2 separate regions of the Homo sapiens genome follow, and region 1 is linked to region 2. Evidence: chromatin loops called from intact Hi-C (ENCODE). Cell type or tissue: MCF 10A. All regions are shown on one strand. Each heading gives the region's core, and the rest is flanking DNA. Links, peaks and the distances in the headings are about the cores only.

Evidence for each region. A loop is a pair of places that touch in the nucleus more often than their neighbours do. Peaks named below come from ENCODE experiments on the same cell type or tissue, not always from the same donor. Only the 100,000 strongest peaks of a DNase experiment are listed, where the experiment ranks them.
Region 1: a loop joins it to region 2, with 4 times the contacts of the local background. A loop is called at or near these places in 10 of 110 quality-filtered maps.

Annotation. Positions count from the first base shown.
Region 1 is chr2:109,659,998-109,668,337 of GRCh38, forward strand. It overlaps a transcript of RANBP2 not described here and the pseudogene BMS1P19. Among named protein-coding and RNA genes, the nearest start is that of SOWAHC, 50 kb to the left of the region's middle. In MCF 10A, for the core only: no CTCF peak of the experiment used is centred there; a DNase peak (open chromatin) is centred at 3,904.
Region 2 is chr2:109,541,862-109,550,201 of GRCh38, forward strand. It overlaps SEPTIN10 (septin 10), which reads right to left. Exons shown (of 11, transcript NM_144710.5): 10 at 4,189-4,376; 11 at 938-2,463. The coding sequence ends at 2,448. It also overlaps a transcript of RANBP2 not described here. Among named protein-coding and RNA genes, the nearest start is that of SEPTIN10, 68 kb to the right of the region's middle. In MCF 10A, for the core only: a CTCF peak has its summit at 4,405; a DNase peak (open chromatin) is centred at 4,430.

The DNA of each region.
Region 1 (8,340 bases), core at 161-8,160, 120 kb after region 2:
CCAGTGAGGCAGGAGAATAAGGCCTGGAGGCAAAGAACTAAGGCCAATTTGTGCTTATTTCCTAGAAATGAATCAAAAGGAAAACCCCACTTCTCCACACCCAATTAGGGAAAGGATCAGAAGCTACTCCCTTTGTACTGTGTCACAAATGAAAAATGGAACGTTCCTCTGATTTTTCCCTTCCTGCAACCAATCAGACTAGTTGGGCCAAGTCTTCATGTATAACTTTGTACTTCACTTCAGCCTCTGATTGGTCACCTCCTGCAACCAATCAGGCTGATTGTAGGCCAAGTCTTCATTTACATAGGGTGTAACCAAGTAACCAATGGGACATGTCTAGAGGGTGTTTACACCCCAGAAAACTCTGTAACCAGTTCTCTTGAGCCACTTGCTGCATCCTGATCCCACTCTGTGGAGTGTACTTTCCTTTCAATAAATCTCTGCTTTTATTGCTTCATTCTTTCATTGCATTGTGTGTTTTGTCCAATTTGCTCAAAACACCAAGAACCTGGATGACTCATAGTCAAGACCCTCCACCAGTAACACCAGAAAAACAAAGGGAGGAAAAGCTGAGCCTACAGGGAGGCATCAAGTAGTCCCCATGCCAGGAGGCAGATGGGGGACTGCTGGATGAGTAGCCAGTTGGCCTGGTGTGGCCCAGGGAGGGGCTGACGGCTGCCAGGAGCCTGAGCCGCAGAGTGCTGGTTCTGCCACCACATGACCTTAGCCAAATCTCTTGGAACCTCATTTTAATTTTCTGAAAAACAGTGATAATAACTTCAACTCCTCCTAACAGTCTGGGTTAAGGTGTCAGTTTCCTTCCCCAGCTCCTGGTGATCCATCTGGCCCTTGGGTGTAGAGAAGGTGCTAGCTGAGTGTCTGTCTTAAGCACTCTTCTCTCATTTTGTGCTTTCTCCTGAATTATCTCTACTCCTATAGCTACAGCTCTAGCTTGACCTCTGTTTCAGACCTCAATGTACTAATTAGGCATCCTTAGGTTAGTTAGGGTTGGCTTATCTGCTAAAACAGATATATGATAAAATAGATAATGGCCTGAACACAAAGGCAATGTATTTCCTGCTCAGCTAAAAAGCCCAAGGCTATGGGCAGAGGGACTCTCTTCCATGCAGTCACTTAGGGACCCAGGTTTATGGAAGCTCTGCCACCTTCAACATGAAGCTTCCTGTTTGCCCTGTCAATGCAGACTAACGGAAGGTGAAGGGGCATGAGGGAGCATTAGTAGAAGGGCTTTTTTTTTTTTTTTTCTGAGACGGAGTTTCACCCTGTTGCTCAGGCTGGAGTGCAATGGCACGATCTCAGCTCACTGCAACCTCCACCTCCTGGGTTCAAGCGATTCTCCTGCCTCAGCCTCCCGAGTAGCTGGGATTACAGGCGCTTGCCACCATGCCTGGCTAATTTTTTGGATCTTTAGTAGAGACAGGGTTTCACCATGTTGGCCAGGCTGCTCTCGAACTCCTGACCTCGTGATCTGCTTGCCTTGGCCTCCCAAAGTGCTGGGATTATAGGCATGAGTCACCGTGCCTGGCCAAGTAGAAGGTTCTATGGGCCAGGAATGGGAGTGTCACAAACTTTTGCTTATATTCCACTGTGGAGATCAGTCATATGGTCATACCTACCTGCAAGGAATACTGGAAAAGGTAGATAAGGGTGAGCCTAGAAAGTGCAAGACATGGGGCACAGTGAGTAGCTGGAAGTCTGCTGCATTTATCCTTGACTTTCAGCTGTCTTCAGGATATATCCCTTGGATGCCCTACAGGTAAACCTGTTCAAAGTCTAACTCATTAATGTCCCCAGTAAAGCCTGCTCCTCCTACTCTATTTCTTCCTCTGGTAATAGTATTATCACCCACCCAGATGCCCAGCTACAAACCTTTGAGTAAGCTTGACTTCTCCCTCTTCCCTAGATCCATCTTCCAGTAAGTTTTTGGTGGTGGCCATAAAGATGCACATTTCATGCCTCCTGCTGCAGGGATCATAATTGGTTGAAGGCCCCAGCTACTGCCCTTCAGGGTCCGTCTCTGTATCTGCTTGCAGACCACCCTTTCCAGACCATGACTGAGCACAAACACCCATTTCTGCCACATGCAGGAGTCTTTCCGAGGGAGACTTTGGCTCAAGGACTCCCCATCGCCTGGCAGAACTTTCTTAGGTCTGTATTGAGTCTGAGACTTTCCTTTGTCCTCCTTCCTTTTCTCTCCTTCACCAAGGTCAGACCTGCATTGCAGTCTGAAAGATCTTCCCACCTTCTCTGGTTCACCCTGTATATTTCTTTCTTTCTTTTTTTAAAAAACAGAGTTTCACTCTTGTCACCCAGGCTGGAGTGCAGTGGCGCGATCTTGGCTCACTACAACCTCTGCCTCCCAGGTTCAAAGGATTCTCCTGCCTCAGCCTCCCAAGTAGCTGGGACTACAGGCACCCGCCACCATGCCTGGCTAATTTTTGTATTTTTAGGAATTTTTGTATTTTATAATTTTGTATATTTAGTAGTAGATTTTGTATTTTGTATTTTTAGCCACCATGCCTGGCTAAATTTTATATTTTTGTGTTTTTAGCCACCATGCCTGGCTAATTCTTGTATTTTTAGGGTTTCATCATGTTGGCTATGCTGGTCTTGAACTCCTGACCTCAGGTGATCTGCCTACCTCAGCTGCCCAAAGTGCTGGGATTATAGGCATTAGCCACCATGCCCGGCCTCACCCTCTATATTTCATAGGTGTTTCCCTCAGTGAATCTCTTGCAAATAAACCTAACTCCTCATTGGTATCTGCTTCTCAGAGGATGTGAACTAAAGCAGTTTTCAAAGTTGTCCTCTTTTCTATTCCCACCGCCTTCTCCCTTGTGCGATTGCCATGGCTTCCTAATGATCCCCTGGCCTCCAATGTGGTTCTTCTCAAGCAGAGCATCTGTACTGCCACAGTGCTCCACTTCCAAAGTAGATATTAACACTCAGCTGATCAAAAGACTTCCATTGCTTCCACCTGCCATCTATGGACCACACCTGAGTTGCTTGGAACATCATTCAATTTAACCTTCACAATCTCTCCTTGGCCTTGACTCCACCTAGTGTCCTTCCCTCTCCCACACTTGGACAACTAGCTTTCCCTGAAGGTACTTTGTGCTACTCCCTCTACCTGAAATGCTCCCATTGATTTCTCATTCTATCAAAATCCTATTCATATTCATTCATTAGAGCTCAGCTTAAAACCTCCTTCATCCTCAAAGACCTTTTTCCTCCCTCTTGTGGGCTCTCACAGCACTTTGCACATACTCTGTACCTTGTATATCTCTATTTAAGAGCATGTCTATCTCCTCCATTAGCTGGGGATATTTGAAGGCAAGGAAGGTGTTTCATTCATTTGTGCATTCATTTCAGCAATCCACTGTGGAGTACCTACTGTGCCCTGCTTCTTGTCCTGGGTGCTGGAAGTAGATCAATAAAACAGATAAAAATTCCTACTCCTGTTGGCTTCTTTCTAGTGTATACCCAATGTTGAGTTGTGCTCTTGCATAGAGCAAGTGTCTCACAGTTTGCTAAATAACTGAAAAGGAGATCATCATTTTAAATTCCCTTACTGATCATATACAGAGCTCATGGCAATGCTGAAACTCACAACTATATTAGGAAGATAAAATGGAATTATAGCTGGAATGTCTGCAGAAATTGCAGAAGAACCATATAAACAGAAGTGAATTTAGTCTAAATTAAGGCCAGGAACACTTGAGGCAAAAGGTGGGAAGGTTGATAGAACACCTAAATTAAAGGGAACAGCCTCTGTGTTTGAGGCTAACAAGAATCCACACGCCAGCAAAGAGAACAGACGTGTCTAGGAGTCATTTCCCGAAATAACCCCTCCTCCAGTTGGCTTTGAGTGAAAAGCTCTAATGAGACCAGTGCCTCCCAAATGTCGCTGGACAGTAGCCAACTACAGCACAGTCATGGCTTCAGACACATGGACTCAGGGCTGGAGGCACAGGGTGAAATCTCTGCAGAGACAGCCCTTCATTCTCTTCTTCTGGGATACTTCCAAAGCCAGTGGATCACTCCTATGTAAAGCAGACTGCTCTATTCTGTTGCTCAGCAGCCCTAATTACATTTACTCCTCTTCTACTACCTCTTGGTTTTCACCCATCCTTCCCATTGAAAAAGGTCTTTTTACTTTGCAGCAAAATGCCATCACTCGATTTCCGTAAAGATGCATACGTTATAGAAATTCAAACAACAATATGAATTTAAACTCACCTTAAATGTTACCAGCCAGAAATAACCTTTATGAATATTTAGCAAAGATTCTTATAAAAATCTCTTGGCCAGGCACAGTGACTCACACCTGTAATCCCAGCATTTTGGGAGGCCGAGGCGGGCGGATCATGAGGTCAGGAGTGCGAGACCAGCCTGGCCAACATAGTGAAACCCCATCTCTACTAAAAATAAAAAAATTAGTCTGGCATTGTGGCCGGCACCTGTAATCCCAGCTATTCAGGAGGCTGAGGTGGGAGAATCACTTGAATGTGGGAGGAGGAGGTTGCAGGGAACACAGACCACACCATTGCACTCCACCCTGGGTGAAAGAATTTTAATTATTATTAAAATAAGTAAATAAATAAATAAAAATAAAAATATCTCAATGTGGGCCGGGCACGGTGGCTCACACCTGTAATCCCAGCACTTTGGAAGGCCAAGGCAGGTGGACCACCTTAGGTCAGGAGTTCAAGACCAGCCTGGCTAACATGGTGAAACCCTACCTCTACTAAAAACACAAAAATTAGCTGGGTGTGGTGGCAGACAACTGTAATCTCAGCTACTTGGGAGGCTGAGGCAGGAGAACTGCTTGAACCTGGGAGGTAGAGGTTTTAGTAAGCCAAGATCACGCTATTCCACTCCAGACTGGGCAACAAGAGCAAAATTCTGTCTAAAAAAAAAAACCAAAACCAAAATCAAAAACAAAATGACAACAACAAAAAAACTCAATGCATACCTACACATAGAAAAAAATAATTATACCAAAATGAGATATCACAATTCTACTTTTAAATTTTAATTTTAACCTTATTATCAAAAAACCTTTATGGAAGTACAGCATACATACATACTACCAGCTTGGGAACAAATTGAAATTGCAAATGCAATAATTATCAGAAAATGTCTTTCTTTGCTTGTGCGTGATGTGGTGGCAGCAGGTGCGGCTTTGAGATGCAGAATGATGCTGGTGAGTTCGTGGACCTGTACGTGCCGTGGAAATGGTCCGATAGCAACTGCATCATTGATGCCAAGGACCACGAATCCATCCAGAAGAATGGGACCAAGGTTGATAATGTCGCAAGCAGGTTTTTTTTTTTTTTTTTTGAAACAGTTTCGCTCTCGTTGCCCAGGCTGGAGGGGAATGGTGGGATCTTGGCTCACCACAACCTCCACCTCTGGGTTCAAGTGATTCTCCTGCCTCAACCTCCCAAGTAGCTGGGATTACAGGCACATGCCATGACGCCCAGCTAATTTTGTATTTTTAGTAGAGACAGGGTTTCTCCATGTTGGTCAGGCTTGTCTCGAACTCCTGACCTCAGGTGATCTGCCCGCCTCAGCTTTCCAAAGTGCTGGGATAGCAGGCATGAGCCACCGCAACTGGCCTGATCGCAGGCAGGTTTAACAGCCAGTTTAAAATGTATGCTACCTGCGGGGCCATTCGCAGGATGGGTGAGTCACATGACTCCATTTTCCAATTGGCCAATGCCAACAGATTGTATTAAAGAACTTTTGACTGGAGAGAATCATGGATGTCAAATATTTGTCATAAATAAATAGTAAGAACCTAAGAAAGGCCGGGTGCAGTGGCTCATGCCTGCTATCCCAGCACTTTGGAAGGCCGAGGAAGGCAGATCACCTGAAGTCAGGAGTTCAAGACCAGCCTGGCCAACATGGAGAAACCCTGTCTCTACTAAAAATACAAAATTAGCTGGGTGTGGTGGTGGGTGCCTGTAATCCCAGCTACTCAGGAGGCTGAGGCAGGAGAATTGCTTGAACCTGGGAAGCGGAGGTTGCAGTGAGCCAAGATCATGCCATTGCACTCCAGCCTGGCAAAAGAGACAGATTCTGTCACAAAACAAAACAAAACAAAAAACTAAAAAAAAAAAAAAAATTACTGCAAAATAAATACATCTATTTCTGCTAGAAACAGAAGTCTCACAGGCATTGCTTTTTCTATAAAATAGTTAATGAAATTTTGGAGCACCTTACATGAATTTGTATTAAAACATACTTAGGATGTGGTGCCCATTGTCCAGCGTGTGGTGCCACTTTTTTTGTGAGAAGGAGATTTCTCTGAATTCTTTAATTCTGAAGCAATATGTGTTCCTAAACAGATAATATGGAATATTATTGTGAATTATGTCCTTAATGATAAATTTAAGGGCATAGGAGAAATATTATCTGTATAGTTGACGTTGGTAAAAAGACTAGAGCACAACTTTCAACTTACTAACAACGTTTCTGAGGCAGTTAAGAATTTTGATTATCTTAATTCATGAAACATAAAACTTAAATTAACCTGAAAATTCAATGTACAGTGTTTGCCCTTGTCTGTTGTTCAAATCTCACTTTTTAAAGCCAGGCTCCTATCAGAAACAGAATAAAGTTAAAGCTCTTAATTAGAACCAGAGATGAAGACATGTTGGCTGCTAATTGGAGGAAAAACTATGTCCTTAAATCCAGAGAGGTTGACAGTCAAGATGAAAAGCTAGATTATTATACTCATTAGGCTGAAAAAAATAATCACCTCAGTGGCCCAAAGACAAGGTCTGAATTTAACATGAGAGGAAACTGGATCTATGCATCTGCTGTGTTGAGACCTCATAGTTTTATACCATAGAAATGGGCACGGTTGGTTTTCTGGAAGAGTTGCAAGTATAAGCTATTTGTATTTGTTCCTCTGCCTAGAATTGTGGGTGTCCACTGAGGCAGTCCATATTTGATGGATGACTGAGTCCTGATTTCTGAGAGTCAGCTGACTCTAGTGTTACTGATCTTATGGAAAAGTCAATCCAGTGAGAAGGTTTTGTGGGTTTCAAATACACATAGATCATAATCTAAATATATCCCAGTTTTTGTTTTATTTTACTTTTCAGCCAATCCTGAGGCATAAGAAACATTTTAATTCACTGCACATTCCAAAAGCCTTGCAGAAAGCCTTGCCATTTAAGAACAAGCCCAAGACCCAAGCAAACGCAGGCAAGGTGCTGAAGGACAGGCAGAGACCAACCATCATAAGCAAGCCTCATGAAAGGAAGGTCCTGTGGCCAATTGACTGCCATTTAGAGAGGAAAATAACACTCTTGGCAGCACACTTTGCATTTCTACTGTAACTCAGTTTTGATCAGGAGGGGATGAGACCAGAGTTATTCACGGCACTAGAACTATAGGTTAGAGGCAGGGCTGGAGTCTATTTCCAGTCCTTTGCTTGGCCGTGTTCTGCCCTGTGCATTTTAATGTGGAGTCATAGGCATGGCTGGGGAGCCCTTCCTCCTGGTTAGTGGCACACAGAGCCCATAGAATGATGAACAGAGGTGGTTTTGCGGTAAAGGTAAATGTGCTCACACCTGTATCTCCATGCCAACAATGATTTCCTAGCTCGGGATGCATTTTCAAGGCGTTAACATTCATTTGGATCCTGGATTGCCTCTATCTTGGATTCCATCAGCTGACATGCCTGGATGGGAGTGTGCGGTGTCTGTGAGAGTATTCTGATGCTCGCCAGGTTTTGTCCCTGTCAGATCCTTGCACTGCTGGATGCTCTGAGTACAGTGTGCAGTCAGAGGGTGCAGAAGGCCAAGAAGCAGCAGCACCTGCAGAATAAAGAGCATTTTAAAGCACTCCTCAAGCAGAAGGAGAAGCTGAAGCAGCAAGAGGACCTCAGAAGAAGCTCTTCTGAATTCAGGGTCAGAGGGAAAGAAGAAGCCAGAAATCCAGTCTGAAGAGGGCTGAGGAGCAATTGCAGTGAGCCTTTGGAATGGGAAGGCTGGCCATAGATCTGCAGAAATGGATGATTTCAAACACCACGGTGCTTGTGAATAACAAGTCAGGGGGCGAGAGCCCAAGAGATGTTCCTGTTGAACACATCATACAGACTGTGCCTTTGAGAGGAGAAATGAAGCCTGCAATTGCAGGACCCGGGTTCATTTTCAGCATCTGGAGCTGTCAAGATTTAAAGTGATGTAAACTATGGTTATGTGGATTCTCTTACTTTTTTCTGCCTGCCTCAGTTTAATTATTTTGTACTATAAAAATATAATTAAAACATTTTCCTGTTAGTTTTGGCTTAGTGGGTTTCAT
Region 2 (8,340 bases), core at 140-8,139:
ATGCATGGATGACCTGAGTCATGTGTGTGTCCCCATTTCCTGGCCCAATAGGAACACGGGGCTTACACTGAGTTCATCCACAATATAGTGATAATAATCCCTGTAATGCTTTTTCCTTGTGTTGCTTTGAAGTTCAAATCCTAGTCTATGTGAAAGGGCTTTAAAAGTCGGAGGGAGTACGTACCAGGATTAACGGCTGTTAGTTAGAGACAACTGTTTCATAAGCTTAATGGGAAAAATTTTTAACAAAACATGACTAGCTTTATTTTATTCCCAGGAGATTATGCCTCAGTGGATAATTCATTTTCTAATCTTGTGCCTGATGATAAATTAGCTTTGTAAGAAGAAGTCATTAAAAAATTTTTTCTTTGTTGTTCAACTCTTTTAAAATAAAATCTTACATGGAACCCAAATATATGAAATGAATTAAAAATTCACATTGCGGCTGAAGCAGGAGTGAGGCTTTCTCACAGCAGTCATCAGCAGTACAAAACGACCGCCCTGCTGTTAAGTCTAGAGAGTCTCAGGCAGGTTTATTACGTTCTTTTCAACCAGAAACTTGAATAACTGTTTACCATTCCAACAACCTATCTCACACTTCAAAGTACGTTCTTCAGAGTTAAGGAGAGCTGCTTTATAAACAGTATGGTCAAATATAGCCACATATGTAACAAACACTCCCGCAGTGTCATCGAGCCCATCTGTGAACAGTCTGCTCAGCTGGCACTAAGTACCGTGATGCTGGCCTGGCTCTGTACCTCAGGTCACCTACCCTCCAGGACTCCCTGCCTACCAGAACCTGGGTGTCACTGATCTTGCGAAGAAACTTCTGAGCTTGTTCTATGACATGTATAATTTAATTTACTGAAGTTTTAAAAGACTGAGAGACATCTGTGAATTTCAAATGCAAAAATAAAATTTAAAGTATACAGATAAATTGTGCTATGCAAGGTTTTATTTACAACTTAGATGACTCTATGATTGCTCAGAATCTGACACAGACTAATAAGTTTCATTGTCTGAAAATACTCATAAAATACCTCATCTCCAAAATAATTCAAATACATAATTAAATGAACGTTTTTAAAATGAGAGTTTTCAGAAAGGAAAATTAAACACATTTTAGTAAATATATGTTTTATTTGTCAAGAGTAAATGTCAGTTTTATTTAGAATATTCAAGTACAAAAAATGAAAATGTATATATCTATGACTGTTAAGAAATGTTAGAAATCATTAAAATGTTCTGAGAATACCAGTAAGGCACTGAATGCAAATACCACCTGAAATATGAATTATGTGCATTTTTATATCTTTAATATTCAGATGTTCATAGTTATTTTCTTAAAAAGTATTTTTAATAAAATGATTCAACCTTATTATTTTTACCCTGGAAGACAGAGTTTAAACAAGTATGTAATGAAAAGTTTTCCTAATGAAAGCTGTGATACACTCATGCTCAAAGGTACTTTATCCTTAGGAAAAAATAGCTTATATATCTGGATGTTTTAACTTTTAAAGATATTTTGTTTCACCACAGTAATACGTCAGCCATAATAAGGCATAATAAAGCATGAAGTCATCATATTAAATAATCTGACACAAAAGCTTAAGATCATATCACCAATTGGGTAATTGTATAAAAAATTTTTAAGTTCTATAAAACTATTAAGAGGTTAGAGTTTTAGCTCCATAATACATCCCAAAACATATTCCCCAAAATTTTTAGCATATATAAAAAAGGTTCATCTTGGAATATAAATGTAATCAGATAGCCACGATATTAATGGGTTCTGTATTTTCAGTGGCACTGACTTCGCTCTTTGGTATAATGCACTGCAGTGACAATAGCTTGGTAGCAAGAGAAAAGATTTAGATTCATCACAGAACAGCAACTTAAACATTTCTAACAACAGTGAATATATATGAATATATAGGTACAAGCTGAGTATCCCTTATCCAAAATGCTAGGGACCAGAAGTGTTTTGGATTTCAGGTTTGGAATATCTGCATATACACAACGGGACCCGACTCTAATTACATAATTCATGTTTCACATCCACCTTATACATATAGCCTGAAAGTAATTTATACAAAAATTTTGTGCAAGAAACAAAATCTGTTTAAACTGAACCATCAGAAAGCAAAGGTGTCGGGTGGGGAATTTTCCACTTGTGGGGTCAAGTCAGTGCTCAAAAAGATTCAGATTTTGAAGCTTCTGGATTTCAGATTTTTGAATTAGAGATGCTCAACTTGTAGTATCATTCACTCTGGCTTATGTATTGACCTTGTACTTGAAAGTACTTTTCCATAAATATCAGTAACTGTGGCTGTTCACCAAATATAGAAGTGATAAAACAAATAACAGCAAAATCAAAGCACACTTCTAGTTTTTTTTTAATAAAGTTTGCTTGTGATGATGACCTTCTGTGCTCTGGAACTTCTGTTTTACAAAAAATTGGAGCTGGAAAGAAAAAGAACCTTTTGATTGGTACAATTTAAAAAAAATTCAAGTAAAAATTAGCAAACATGCATCTAGTATATTATAGGATATCTGGCCATGGGACTTTGAAAAAGAAAAGAAAAAACCAAAAACACCAAACCATATTTTCTTGAAGATAAATTCTTCTAGAGAGCTCTCAAAAAATATGGGCTTGGTCCTGATTTTGCAAACAACAGCAGGGTTCTCAAGTGGAGCAGGGTGATAATTTTTACAAGGTAAATGTAAATTATCTTTCATATAGGGGAAAAAATGGGAAATCTAATTTTAGTAACACTGGGTTAAGATGAAAGGAAAAAAGGTATTAATAAAAGATCCATTAGCTTTAAAATCCAAAGCATGTTGAAAAGCAGTAATAAATTTATAGTTTATCTTTCTAAATTCAATGCTTGAATAAAATACAGCTTTTATACTATTTATTCTTTCAAAAATAATTGCATGCCTACTATGTACCAGACAACTGCTCTAGGCTCTGGGGATGGCTATATCAATGAACAAGATAAAGATCCATGCCCTTGGAGAGCTTGCATTGAAAGATCATACATGAGAATTCCTTCCTCTTTTCCAAAAAAACAAACAAACAAACAAAAATACCTGTAAAATATATAAGCCAATAAAATCTGCCAAAGTCCTGTGGTTTACTTCTCCATATTTAAAAATTGAAAGCCACCAATGGGCCAAGGTTATGTTTTCCTATTTTAAAGTTGAGTTGCAATATTCTGAAAATGGGTCTGAAATAGATGCAGTGAGAGCATTAAACCAGATGTGTTGCTCTGTGGGGAACATGGGAGCATGCAACGCTGCTAGCACAGAGGTAGCTAGAGTAAACTGAGGCAGAGTCCCCCAAATGAGCATTCTGAATAGAACAAGGCATGATGAATTTCCTCAAGAGCCAAATAGTTAAACCGACAGGGATACTTAAGTGGGAGAAATAAAACAAGGGACACAAAGTACAGAAGGAAATTATCAAAAAGGAAAAATAAACTTATTTTCTAAAACTTGGGTAACTGATTTTAACACATACCCCAAACCTACACGCCTTGCGATTATCATCCACATGCTACTCATGGCTGCCCCCTTGCACTGTGGCCCTCTCTACCTTTCTCTGCGTCTTTACGTCCACCATTGGTTTCACAAGCTCTGACATCAATGCACAGGAGTTCGAATCGACAGCCTGGTTCCCTTATTAAAATAAAAATTCTCACAAAATCAGTATCAGTAGAATTTGTTCTAAAAAACTGAACCTAAGAATTAATTCAATAAAATACTATCTTATGTCTATAATTCCCCAACAAAGGGCACAGCTTTATTTAGACATGAAATTCAAAATAACTCATGGTAGGTCAGCAGCCATTAGCTGTGTACTAGGGCCACGGCTGGGCTATTCAATAAGAGCAGCCATTTTCCCCCAGCTAACTGATCCTTTTCACACTGTGATGTATTTTTATTTTGTTCATTCATTCATTTTGGCAAATACTGAACACATAACATGTGCCAGGTGCTGTTCTGGATGCTGGGGAAACAGCAGTGAACAAGAGGGACAAGGTCTCTCCTCTCCAGGAGCTGACATTTAGTTGGAGAAGGAAGACAAAGCATAAGGAAGCAGAAGTAAGAAGCGCTAGGAAGATCCGACAGGGCAATGTGACAAGTGTGGGCAGGGCTGCCAGGGAGGGTGGCTGGGCCTCTTACTTCTTACGGTCCTTGTCCTTCCTCAGGTTGCTGCCTGTTGCCAGAAAGGACTGGCTGTGAAATATCTCGGAGGTAGCTTTCTTTTTAGAGAAAGCAATTATTTCTTCTTCCAAAAGTCTTCTCTTTTCTTCAAGCTTCATTCTCTCTTCTTGGTGAAGTCTCTTAAGGTGCTCAAATTTGGCCTGTAGCTGGAAACAAAAGTGCAATCCCCACTACTGACACAGCGCGGCAGCAGAGGCACGCTCTCCAGCTCAGCAACACAAAGGCGGACCCCATAGCGCAACACAGAATAACCTACACAGTCAAAATCTTTCTGAAGTCTCAGAAGTTCATAGTTCAAGGAAAAGTTTACATATGGAATTCCCTTGGTAACTTTAATTTAAATGAGTTCCCATGCAAAAATCATAGCTTTATGTACAAAACTATTTTTAAAACATTGTGAACTTTTCCTAGAGTTTTTATTTTCTCGGTGTGTATTTTCCCTACAAAACTTCTTAAAGTCTCTCAAGTCCATGCTCAATAAAAATAAGAGATGCAAAGTATAGAAAGAAATTACCAGAAAGGAAAAAAACAACAACACTATTTTCCAAATAAAATATATGCAGTAAACAGTTATTGAAAACTGTACTAGTAAACATCACTGGAAAGCAAGTGTCAATTGTCAACTATGTCAAGAATGTTAAAACTGTATTCTATTTTTCCATAGTCTTTCAATGTCCTGAGATCTAGGCTTAAAAAAATCCTAAATTCAGAGAAAGCTTTACATATAAAAATACTCATCATAGTAGAATTTACACTATAATAGGAAAAACATTGCCTACATAGCCAATAAAGATAAAGAATAAATTAATGCTAAATACATTTGATGCAGCTGTAGGAGAGCAGAATGTGCAGGACTGTTGAGCTGAGGGCAACTAAGAAGCAGCAGATACAGGAAAGCTCTCTGACCTCCCTTTAGGCGCCTAAAGGCAGGATACAGATGTACAAAGAAAAAAGGTATCCAGCCCCCTTCCCCAACCAGGGAGAACAAAGGTTAACCACCAAAGACAACTTCAGACCCTTTTGGGCCTGGAGACTGGTACCAGACAGCTCTACATTAACTAGCTTTACTGACTAGCCTTCATCTGCCAGCTATGTGCCTTCCTCCAAGTTGCTGCCTCTAGAGACTCCAAGTCCTTTTCCTTTGTCTTGTCATTTCTGTAAAAATTAACTGTTCTTTGTTGAAGATGCTATAGAAGGTAGAATGCAGTCGCCTCTTTGAGAACTACTCATTGACTGTATCACCCCTGTATATGTGAAATATACATGCTAATAAACTTGTTTTTTTTTTTTTTTTTTGGTTAATCTGAAAATAAGGGGTCATTCCAATAAGAACCTATAGGGGTTATTCTTCCCGTATACAACTGTTAAATGAGTTTCAAGAGATTTCTCTTAAGTGAAAAAAGCAGAAGAAAAAATTATTTAAAGAATACAATTCAGCAGTTTTTCACCTCCTTGGGGCTGAAAATCATCTTGATAAACCATATAAAGGGAGCAATGTCACCTTAGATGTCAATTTTGGGGCAGGCCTTTTAATTTATTTTGTTCCACAATTTAAGGAATGCCCTATATGGATCATAGAAGGCATATTTCTCAAAGCTATGAAGGGCATAAAACTCTGGAAACTTACAAATAAAAAGGAAGCTTTAAAACAACTGGGATATACCAAAAGAAAACATCTATCTAACGTTTTTACCATGATGGCTGGCACTGAGTAAGCACTCGATAAATATTAGCCATTGTTAATAACAAAAAATAGGAAACTCAGCTTGCTCCAGCTGCCACCCTGGGTAGTTCTTTCTGTGTCCTGTGCTCTGTTACAGGTGCAAAAGAGAAACCCTTAGCACACATGTGCTGGGGTAACTGTGGGAGCAACGTCTCCCTGAGGATTACTTAGGAGCTATGTCTTTTTCATTTTTATACCCCCAGCACAGCACACAATACTGCTCATAAAAGAATTCTAAAAGATGTAGAAGAACTAGTAATGAGAGGAAATACAGATGAAAGTTATGTGAAGTTCTGCATGCAGTTCAGAGAGACAAGGTCCAAGGAGAATGTAGGTGGACCTGGTTTAATTGTGGCTTACCTCAAAAAAAAAAAAAACTAGGGTCTTAAGCCAGCTCCATAGGAATCAGCTGTGTGCTGTGCCCTCTAACAACACAACCACAGTGTCTAGAATCTACATTTTAAAAGATAACCTTATTTTTGGTCCTCTGATCTGGTTAGGTAAATCTGACATTAACATTTTAGTTCTGGGTAGAAACCTGGCATTCATGCAAACAAAGCAGGACTTGGTGTCTAGAAAAAGACGACATAGCTGGGCGTGATGGCTCATTGAGGTTTACAGGCTCATTGGCTCACGGAGGTTTACACGCATGAGCCACAGCGCCTGGCTATGTTATCTTTTTCTAAGACACCAAGTTGTCTAGAAAGGGGGAGACGTTTGGGAGGCCGAGGTGGGTGGATTGCCTGAGCTCAGGAGTTCAAGACCAGCCTGGGCAACACGGGGAAACCCCGTCTCTACTAAAATACAAAAAATTAACCAGGTGTGGCAGTGTGCGCCTGTAGTCCCAGCTACTCGGGAGGCTGAGACAGGAGAATTGCCTGAAGCCGGGAGGCCGAGGTTGCAGTGAGCCGAGATAGCGCCATTGCACTCCAGCTTGGGCCACAGAGTTAGGCTCCATCTCAAAAAAAAAAAAAAAAAAAAAAAAAAAGACATAATATTTGAGGAAATATTTCACTGAAAATCAGAGACTGAGAGAAGAAACCAGAGAGCTAAACTCTGGTCTAATAAAACTGTTATGTTCCAAATATGGAATAGGTTGTCCTGTGAGCCAGTGACCACCTGATAGGAGAAGTATTCCAAGGGAAACAAGGTTAAAACAGATAATCGATTAAGGCCCTCCTAACATAAGATGCTTTTATTCCAGAGGATGCCTTTTCAGAGAAGCATCAGTTCCTTAGTATTTGCTTATTTAAATGGTTCCTGCTTTTAAAAAAGTTACATGTTAGGTATGTGTGTGTGTTTAAAGGGCACACTCCCCAGATGTCATTCAAATCGGTGGCACAAACAAAGAGTGGCAGTTCTCTGCACACGTGTGCATCGGTGATGTGGGAGAGGAGCAGGAGTGGGACAAAGTCTGGAAAGGAAGCAGCAAGGGCAGGTTTCTATCACATGACTAGAGATAGCTCTCTGGTTACTCAAATGGAGGTTGCATACCTCACATGAATATTAAAATATCTTGAAAGGTCACACAGCACTTTATACATCATTCATGAGGTTGACTAAAAAATTCCAGGAAAACTACAAAGAGGGAAACATTAAACAAGGGGGCAGGGAAGTGTGAATGTGACTGTTATTCACACTGGGTGGCATTTCCAGCTCTGGCTATCAACAACTATTCCATACACATGAAGCATGCATTCATGGTTCCATTATTCACTACGACAGGCAGTTAATTCAAATACATTTTCAAATTCTCAAAAAATTAAAAACAAGGGATCTTTTGTGCTATCAATAGTCACCAATTCTCTTAAGAATATTAAGTCATCAGTATGGTACGATAGTCCCCCCTTTTCCACGGGGGATACATTCCAAGACTCCAGGAGGATGCCTGAAACCACAGGTAGTACCATACCCTATGTTTTTTCCTATATATAGACACCTATAGTAAAGTTAAGGCACAGTGTTGAGACTAACAATAATAATTAATAATAAAATAGAACAATTATAACAATGTATGTAATAAAAGTTGTGTGAATGTGGTCTCTTTCTCTCTCAAAATATCTTATTGTAGTATTTTCAGACCGTAGTTGACCATGGGTAACTGAAACCTCAGAAAGCCATACTGAGTGTAAAGGGGGACTACTGTACAATGCTGTATCTTTTGTAAACACTACTTTTAAGGACACGACACATTCTCGTACTCAAAGATCCTTTTAAAAGTATCTTTTTTCTTTGGGAGGCCGAGGCAGGCGGATAACGTGAGGTCAGGAGTTCGAGACCAGCCTGACCAACATGGAGAAACCCCATCTCTACTAAAAATACAAAATTAGCTGGGCATGGTGGCACATGCCTATAATCCCAGCTACTCGGGAGGCTGAGGCAGGACA